Linked DNA regions of Homo sapiens: all the other regions are linked to region 3. Evidence: chromatin contacts called from ENCODE Hi-C or POLR2A ChIA-PET data. All regions are on one chromosome and are shown on one strand. The core of a region is the stretch at or near the end of the contact, and the rest is flanking DNA. Distances in the headings are between cores, read along the strand shown. Region 1 holds the start of TESC (tescalcin). Region 2 holds the start of RNFT2 (ring finger protein, transmembrane 2). Region 3 holds the start of TPCN1 (two pore segment channel 1).

Region 1 (2,700 bases), core at 201-2,700, 3.9 Mb after region 3:
TTTCTATATCTCTACACACACAGAGATACAGATATAGACGTATAAGTGCGTGCATACACACACCAGTTATTAATGGTTTTCTGCAATTTTCATCCAGTTCTCCTGGAAAGGGGTATTTAGATTGGGGGTCAAGAGGGGTTGCTTTTCAGCTGACACACAAACAGCTGGGCCACCCTCTCTTGGTGATCAATACTGGACGCTGGTTCTCTGCACTTGAAGCAGGTGCCAGGAGCTAGCTCTTTCCCAAAATATCTGCAGCTCCCATTTCCTGAGCGTCTACCAGGTACTAGGAGAACTCTTACAACAGAGAAGGAAAGCTGAGAATCAGAGAGGTAAAGTGACTAGCCCAAGGTCACACAGCCAGGAAGTGCAGCTGGCAGGGTTCACAGCCGGTCTGTCGCTCGCCAAAGCCGGTTTGCCCACACACCTGGCCCCCGCGGTCTCCAGTCCACACCCTGGTCCACAGCCAGAGGCAGAACTGGCCATGCCGAGTTCAGGACCCAGGGCCAAGTCCCCAGCCCGGCTGAACTCGGGCAGAGAAGCGCTTTCTCCGCCATTTCCCTGCGGGCAGCTCGGCCAGGCCTCCCAGGGCTCCCCGCCTCCGGGCCGATGCGGGGCGCGCAGCCTTTGCTGGTCCCGGGAGACTCAGCGAACTCAGGGGAGGACGCTGGGCTCCGGGCAAAGTGCTCTGCGGCCGCTGCCTCGCTAAGTCTCCCAGCCACCCGCGGGGATGAGGCTGCCTGAACCCATTTTACAGATGCGAGGACGAAAGCAGGCGCCGGGCGCCGGCTCTCCCGACTAAGGTCACCCGGCCGGGGAGCGTCGGAGACCTGTTCCCACCCAGGTCCGCCGACTTCAAAACTTTCCGCTCTCGCGCTCACGAATGCAAACGACTCTCAGGTGTGGGGCGCGCGCGCCAGCGGGGGTGCCTGAGGGACTTGCCCGCCCGGCCTGAGGCACCTGCCCTGCGCTTGGGAAGCCTGGGCCCCGCTCCCTCCCCGGTCCGCAGTCCCCCGGCCAGGGAGTTCCCGGGCCAGTCCGAAGCTGAGCGGCTGCGGCACTGAGCATCGCCGCGGAGCTCCTCGCCGCAGCCCGCGAGGTGGCCAGCGGGGACCCATTTGAAAGAGGAGGAGACTGAGGCGCAGAGAGGGCCCGCCACTGGCCCAAGGTCACACAGCGCGGCGGCGGGCCGGGGTCCCCAACAGTGGCCGTTCGGAGGTCCCGCCCCGGTCCCCGCGCCGCCCCCCGCGGGTACTCACAGCCGGTCTTGCCCTCGAGCTCCCGCACCTCCTCAGACGCGGAGTGGGCAGCGCCCATGGTGCCCGCGGCGGGGGCCCCGGGGCGCGCGTCCCTCTCAGGCCCCGCACTGGCTTCGGCTGCGCAGCGGCGGGACTGGCCTCGGGTCCGGCCTCGGGTCGGGACGCCGGCGAAGGCTCGGAGCCGCGGGTTCCGCGTGGGGCCGGAGCGGGGCCTCATATAACGGCGGAGGGCGGCGCGCCGCGGTCCTAGCGCACGCCGGTTTCGCGCACTGCGCGGCTAGGGGAGCGCCCCGCCCCGCCCCGGCCCGGAAACCGCCGGGAAGGGGACCCCGGAGCCCACCGCTCTGGAGTCCCCGTTCGTGCAGCAGTGCTCACGTACCTCGTCCCTTCCGCACACCTGCTGGATCTGGAAGGAAGCAGGTGTGAGCAAATTTGGGGGCGTGGGTAGGAGGGGTGGGACCCCTGGGAGGTGCTATGCCCACTCCCAACCCATCCCACCTTACATCCTCCAGATCTTAGGAGGGAAACTCCACTGAGATAGTCAAGGAAGTCAGCGAGCATGAAATAGCTCTATGGAGAACAACAGTAATAATAATCCTATTTGAAAATGCACCATGCGCTTTGGTTTTTTCCAGGAAAGCCCCAGCACCTTCTGAGGTGAACACACCCACGTGGCGGCCCGTGTGGGCCCTGCACAGCCCGGTGGCTGAGAGGCACCTCAAACTGCAGGAGCGGGCTGGGCGCATGGCTCACGCCTGTAATCCCAGCACTTTGGGAGGCCAAGGCGGGCGGATCACTTGAGCTCATGAGTTCGAGACCAGCCTGGCCAACATGGTGAAACCCCGTCTCTACTAAAAACACAAAAATTAGCCAGGCGCGGTGGCACATGCCTGTAATCCCAGCTACTCCGGAGGCTGAGGCAGGAGAATCACTTGCACCTGGGAGGCAGAGGTTGCAGTGAGCTGAGATCTTGCCACTGCACTCCAGCCTGGGCGACAGAGCAAGACTCTGTCTCAAAAAACAAACAAACAAAAAAACAACTGCAGAAGTGGGCCCAGGAGGCTGCATTTGGGACAAACTGCTGGAGAGAAGGCAATGCCGGTGGTCCCCATGCCCATTAGGGAAGTTCTGGGTTAAGATGGCTTGAGGGGTTGGCTCTCCATCCAGTTGGGGTGACTGGGGCCGATGCTGTTGCCTGTGTAATGTGATTCCTCCTCCTTAAAATAAGGATAAGTTAATGAGATGTCCACCAGAGGGCCTGGCGTGGACACAGCACATGGCCACAGAGGCTGGTGGGCGCTATGGAATCTTGTCCCCTGGAGAGGCACACAGCCAGGGCAGAACATCAAGGTCAAGGCTCTCCTGAAGGCTCTGCAGTGCTTAGTGACACCACCATCAATGACCGTCAGGTATCAGGTCTGTTCTGAACGTTAGTCTCGAT
Region 2 (2,700 bases), core at 177-2,676, 3.5 Mb after region 3:
TTGAGTCACCCAGGAGGACACAGAGCCCCCAAATTAAACGAAGGGCACCCATGCGAGGGCTGGCCGACCCTCGCCACCTATGTCTTGGTTTCCCCCACTGTAATACTGGGAACCCCACTTCTCCCAGGCCTGCTGCGAAGATGAAGCCAGCAAATGCACGCCCTCTCTTAGCTCTGGACCGGGCAGGTGAAAAGCAGGGAGGTGTTCATAAAAGCAGTCCCCACCGCTGAAGGGTCCTCAACTCGGGGTTCTAGTCCCAGCTCTGCCCTGGCCTAGCAACCCCTTCCCGCTGCAGGGACCAAGGCGGTGGGCAGGTCCCTCACCCGTGCTGAGACCGGGACAGGAATGCGCACCTCTCCCCACCCTCGGACGCCCCGGCGGCGCCGCTGCAGAAGTCGGGAGGTCGGACAAACGCGAGGAGTAAGGAAAAAGAGGAGGAAGGGAAGGAAGGAGGAAGAACGAAGTGAGGAAAGAGGATGTCAGGGAAGAAAGGGAGTAAAGGAAGAAGGAAGGGAGAGGGGGACAGAAAGGAGGAGGACGGAAGGAGGAAGGGAAGGAAGAAAGACGGAAGGGAAGGGAGAGGAAAAAGGGGAGGAAAGAAGAAAGGGAAGGGGGAGGAAGGAAAGGGGGAGGAAGGAAGGAGGAGGAAGGTGAGGAAGGTAAGGAAGGAAGGGAGGCAGGGAGAGGGGAAGGAAGGAGGAAGATAAGGAAGGAGGGGAGGTAGGAAGAAGGGAAGGAAGGAGGAAGGAAGGGAAGGGGAGAAAGAAAGGAAGGGAAGGGGTAGGAAGACAGGGAGGAAGGAAAAAAGGAGGAAGGTAACGAAGGAAGGAAGGAGAAAGTAAAGTAAGGGGGAGGAAGGAAGGAAGAAGGGAAGGGGAGGAGGGGAAGGGCGGCCACTGACCTGCTTGAAGGTGCTGCTGAGGAAGTAGACGAGCGACAGCCCGAAGACCAGGGCGAGCACCCACCTCTTCCGCAGAAGCCGGCGCCACACCATGGCCGCCAGGTTCACCATCCCGGCGCGGACGTGGGGCGCGGCGGCCGGGGCGCGGAACGCGGCAGGCCCGGGTCCCGGGCGGCATGGCCCCTACGCGCCCGGCAGCCCCATCCCTCCAGGCAGGCGCCGGCCCCGCCGCCCGCAGCCCAGTCTGCTCCCGGCAGCCTTGGGCGCAGCCCCACGTGACCCCGCCCTACGCCCCGCCTCCGCTCCGCAGCGACAAGGGCTAGTCGCGCAAGATCTTCTCACCATTGGTCCCTAAGGAACGGCGGCCTCCTATTGGTTAAGTGCCGGGAAAGGGGGCGGACAATCGCGTGAGTGCTGCGGGCGTAGCTGTGCCCGGGTCCTAGCGCCGGACCCGGCGACGCCAAGAAACCACCCAATAGGAGGCCGGAAGCATCGGAAGTCACATGCTGCCCAGGCTGCGCGGGTGATTGGCTTGGCTGGACCTGAATGATGCGGCTGTGATTGCTGAATTGTCTGGGCAGGTAAAAAGAGAACGCGATTTTTTTTTCTTTTCTCCCATCATGGTCTGTGTAGTCTCCTGCCCTTGCAGTCCCAGAGCGTTTTGCGCTGTGTGTTGGTTGCAGGGATGAAAAGCGCTCGCGACGTTGTTCCCGAAGTGCACCTGCCGGCTTCCAGTCCAAGTGATGCAGGCGATGCTCCTCTGAGTGCATTTCGGTGCAGTCCTGTAACGGGCCCCAGGGGCGCAACTTGAACCATCGCAAGCATCGAAAAGTCTCGGTGCGGTCCTTCAAAGGGACATAGTGGGATGTACAGAGCAGAGGATTAAAAAGCGTTTCATTCATTCAGATGCATCCCGCGTGCAAAAATTTATTCCAGAATTATGTACGGCCTGCTTCCGACAAAGAATCCGAAGCCTCTTCCAATACAAGCATCCGAAAGTAGAGTTTCGAGCATTCGATTTAGGAGTTAAATGTGTGGATGAGAACTTTGGAATATGAATTTTATTTTCCCCCAAGGATTTGCAATGTGGGATAATGGAGGGAGGGGCGAGAGGAGGATTAAGTTGAGATTGCAAATTCTTGAAAAATATTTATATAATGACCTTTTCTTGATATATGAAGATGCTGCTGCTGACCGGTTTGTTACCTAATTTTTCAAAAGAGAAAGGAGGCTTCACTGGCGGGTCATTTTTAATCAGTGGCCCTAGTGACACCATTGCTGCCCCCTCAAGAAGCCTGGTCAGGATTAGGAAGTCATTCAACAGCCAATAATCGTGCCCTAAACTGAAGTCAGACACCATCTGACTGATATAGACACCCTATATCCACAATATTGGCTCTGCCTCCAGAGACAAGAAGATATTCACGGAGGCTAAACCTTTTCATGGGAAGTAGATGGCCCTTATTACCTTGCTAGGGTGAAAGGTGGGACAGGGAGCAAGGGATCTAGAAAAGGGGAACTGGGAGACCCATAGATGTTTTATTCATTGAGTAAATACTTGTTGAGCGCCACTCTGTGCCAAACAGTGTCCTGGATGCTGAGGCAGAGGGGTGATCCAAGTAGACAGGATCCCTACTTTCAGGAATGGCATTTATATTCTAATGGGGAGGACAAATCATAAATAAATAAGCAAACATGAACAAATAAGTGCTATGAATAATATAAAACAGGGCAATATTACGGGGAGTCAGGAGAATGAGAAGAGAAGGCCTCTGGGAAGAGACGACATTTGCCCTGCG
Region 3 (2,700 bases), core at 183-2,682:
TCCTGGCCTCAGGTGATCTGCTGGCCCAGGTGATCTGCTGGCCTCGGCCTCCCAAAGTGCTGGGATTACAGGCTGAGCCACCGCGCCCGGCCCTTAGCCTCATTTAATCATCACAAGAAACTCTCTGTCTTCAGTAGGTACAATGAGATCACATCTTAAGGATGGAGATGGGAGTTAAATTCCAAAGTTAGGATAAAGGCAAAAGTGGTGTAATAAAAATTACCTAATTTATTTATTTATTTGAGACAGAGTCTTGCTCTGTTGCCCGGGCTGGAGTGCAATGGCGCTATCTTGGCTTACTGCAACCTAAGTCTCCCGGGTTCAAGTGATTCTCGTGCCTTAGCCTCCCGAGTAGTTGGGATTACAGGTGCGCCTCCATGCTCAGCTAATTTTTGTATTTTCAGTAGAGATGGGGTTTCACCATACTGGCTAGGCTGGCCTAGAACTCCTGACCTCAAGTGATCTGCCCGCCTCGGCCTCCCAAAGTGCTGGGATTACAGGCGTGAGCCACCATGCTCGGCAAAAACAACAACAACAACAACAAAACAAACAAACAAAACTACCTAATTTAAACACTGAAGTGAGATTGCCTGCTCACCGAGGAACGTATGGCCGTTGGGTGAAATGGGAGGGGACTTATAAACTCCCCTCCCACCCACAGCTCCCATGTTTGACTTGAAATAAGTTAACTACGATATGACTCTGCTTGACTGTTGTCCTCCTCGTTTTAGGGATGAGGGAGTGGAGCCATGAAGTGGGCAGGTAGAAGGGCAGAATGGAGGCCGGCTCCCTGCAGGTTGTGGAGCGAAAGGTCCAGACTAAGGCAGGAGCTGAGGGACAGGGTCCTGAAGCTGAGACGAGATCGCAGCGGGGGCTTCTAATTCCTCAGGGAGCCAAAGGACAGAGGGCTGAACCCTATTCCACATCTCCCCCGATCCGCGACCCTTTCCCAACTGGCTACTCACCTGCTCTGACCGCTCCAGGTTTCCCTAGCCACAGTTACCGCCGCGGTCCCTGCGTTGCTAGGTTACCCGCCAATCTCAGAAGGCGAGACTCGGTGTCTGACTGACCTTTCTTTTCACCATTCAATTTATTGTTCCGCTCAGTTGTCCCCACCTCCTGAAGTCTGACCAATCAGAAGCACCGCCATTTTGACCTTTCACCAATGGAAAGACTTGGGACTCCCTCTGGGTTGGACTCAACGAGTAAGGCGGGGAACAAGGGAGGAGTAAGGGGCGTGGATTCTTCGTCCCGCCCCTTCTTAAGGAGGCGGGCAGGGAGTACCGCATCGGCGGCGGGCGAGACCTGCGGAAGGACGTGATAGTTGGCCAATCAGAGTTCATCACGGTAGCCCAGTTAGCCAGTAGGACGCTGTGAAGGGGAAATGGGGCGGGGCCAGCGGGGTTGAGAGGACGGTAGGCGGTGGATAGGAGAGCTGGCGCAGCTGCCCTGGTGGCAGTGGCTGAAGTGGCGGCGGCTTCGGCGGCTGCGGCGGCTGCAACAGCTTCGGGCTCGGGGTTTTGGCGGCGGCGCCGGCGGGCTAGGCTGCGCGGTGCGGACCCCGGCGCGCGGTCCGGGTTGCTGGGGCGGCGCGTGTAAGAATCCGAGGGATGCGACGGCTTGGCCCGAGGGAGAGGGCAGGGATCAGGGGTCAGAGGACGCGGAGTAAGGGGTTGCGGCGCAGCACTCTGGTGTGGGAGGTGGGCCGTACGGGCCCAGAGGGGGCGCAGGGAAGTCTCCACCGCGCTTCTCTCCGTCCAGCCCGGGCCGGGGCTTTGCACCCTCTCTCCTCGCCCCCGACTTCTTAGGGCGACCCTCACGTGGGCTCCCAGCCAGGGGCTGGGAGCACGTGGAGCTGGAGCCAGCTGTCCTGCCTCCTTCTTCCTCCCTCCCTCGCTCTTCTCCCTGGCGCCCTTAGGTGACCCCACAGGAGTCTTGTGCCTGGGTCAGGCTGCCCCAGCGGACAGCGGGATGGTAGCTGAACCTCTTCCCCTAGGCCCTTTCCCCAGCGCTGGCCAGTTGGGTCCTCTGTAGAGGCAGAAGCAAAGCCCGCGGAGGGAACACTGGACCAGGACGCAGGAGTCCCGGGTTCTAGCCCTACTCCTCCACTGTGTGACCTTGGGCAAGTCTCTTCCCCTCTCTGGGCCTCATTTTTGTCTGTCTGGAAAAATGACGTGTTTGAATTCAAATCAGGGGACTGGTTCTAGTCGTAGGTGTATATAGGGTAATGGTTAAGCAGGCAGGGTCCCTGATTCAGACTGCCTGGGTTGAAACTTATAAAAGGCAAGTTAACCACTCCAAGCTTCAATTTCCTCATTCCTAAAGTGGGGATATTAGCTAAGATAGGATTTTTCAACAGCAGCTCAGTTGACATTTTGAGCCACATAATTCTGTTTCGGGAGGTCTCACCTGTGCATTGAAGCAAGTTCAGTGGCATACCTGGACTCCACCCACCAGCAATCCCCCCACTCCCAAGTTGTGACAGTCAAGATGTCTCCAGACATTGCCGATGTCCCCATGGGGGCAAAAATCACCCCAGTTGAAAGCCAGTGGGCAAAGGCAGTACAGGCAGGCAAGCAGTCATATATTAAACAGTTAAACAACCGTGTTGAAGCATTTGAATGCGAGGACTTTAATCTATGGTGGCAGATATCATGAAAATTATGCATGAACAACCCCCCTGCCTCTTTTTTTTTAGCT

What was found. A loop is a pair of places that touch in the nucleus more often than their neighbours do. ChIA-PET counts read pairs that join two places held with the same protein, here RNA polymerase II (POLR2A). Pooled maps may share reads with other maps.
Region 1: a loop to region 3 is called in a map of psoas muscle, with 19 times the contacts of the local background. The contact joins the promoter of TESC here to the promoter of TPCN1 in region 3. A Hi-C loop is called at or near these places in 1 of 168 maps with a recorded cell type or tissue (psoas muscle) and 3 of 50 pooled maps.
Region 2: a map of CD4-positive, alpha-beta T cell shows a loop between it and region 3 (13-fold over the local background). The contact joins the promoter of RNFT2 here to the promoter of TPCN1 in region 3. A Hi-C loop is called at or near these places in 2 of 168 maps with a recorded cell type or tissue (CD4-positive, alpha-beta T cell and naive thymus-derived CD4-positive, alpha-beta T cell) and 8 of 50 pooled maps. POLR2A ChIA-PET finds 5 or more read pairs at or near these places in 1 of 52 experiments (PC-9).

What each region holds. Positions count from the first base shown.
Region 1 is chr12:117,097,966-117,100,665 of GRCh38, forward strand. TESC (tescalcin) reads right to left here and starts at 1,451. Exons shown (of 8, transcript NM_017899.4): 1 at 1,260-1,451. The coding sequence starts at 1,317. TESC-AS1 (TESC antisense RNA 1) reads left to right here and starts at 1,502. Exons shown (of 3, transcript NR_120464.1): 1 at 1,502-1,679; 2 at 2,488-2,675. RefSeq lists silencers at 847-946, 1,017-1,126, 1,187-1,706, 1,445-1,583, 2,450-2,667.
Region 2 is chr12:116,736,889-116,739,588 of GRCh38, forward strand. RNFT2 (ring finger protein, transmembrane 2) reads left to right here and starts at 1,427. Exons shown (of 11, transcript NM_001382266.1): 1 at 1,427-1,482. SPRING1 (SREBF pathway regulator in golgi 1) reads right to left here and starts at 1,181. Exons shown (of 5, transcript NM_024738.4): 1 at 902-1,181. The coding sequence starts at 1,012. RefSeq lists enhancers at 1-681, 1,450-1,709 and silencers at 870-919, 1,000-1,259.
Region 3 is chr12:113,220,032-113,222,731 of GRCh38, forward strand. TPCN1 (two pore segment channel 1) reads left to right here and starts at 1,433. Exons shown (of 28, transcript NM_017901.6): 1 at 1,433-1,595. DRC10 (dynein regulatory complex subunit 10) reads right to left here and starts at 1,063. Exons shown (of 5, transcript NM_001330452.2): 1 at 966-1,063. RefSeq lists an enhancer at 662-811.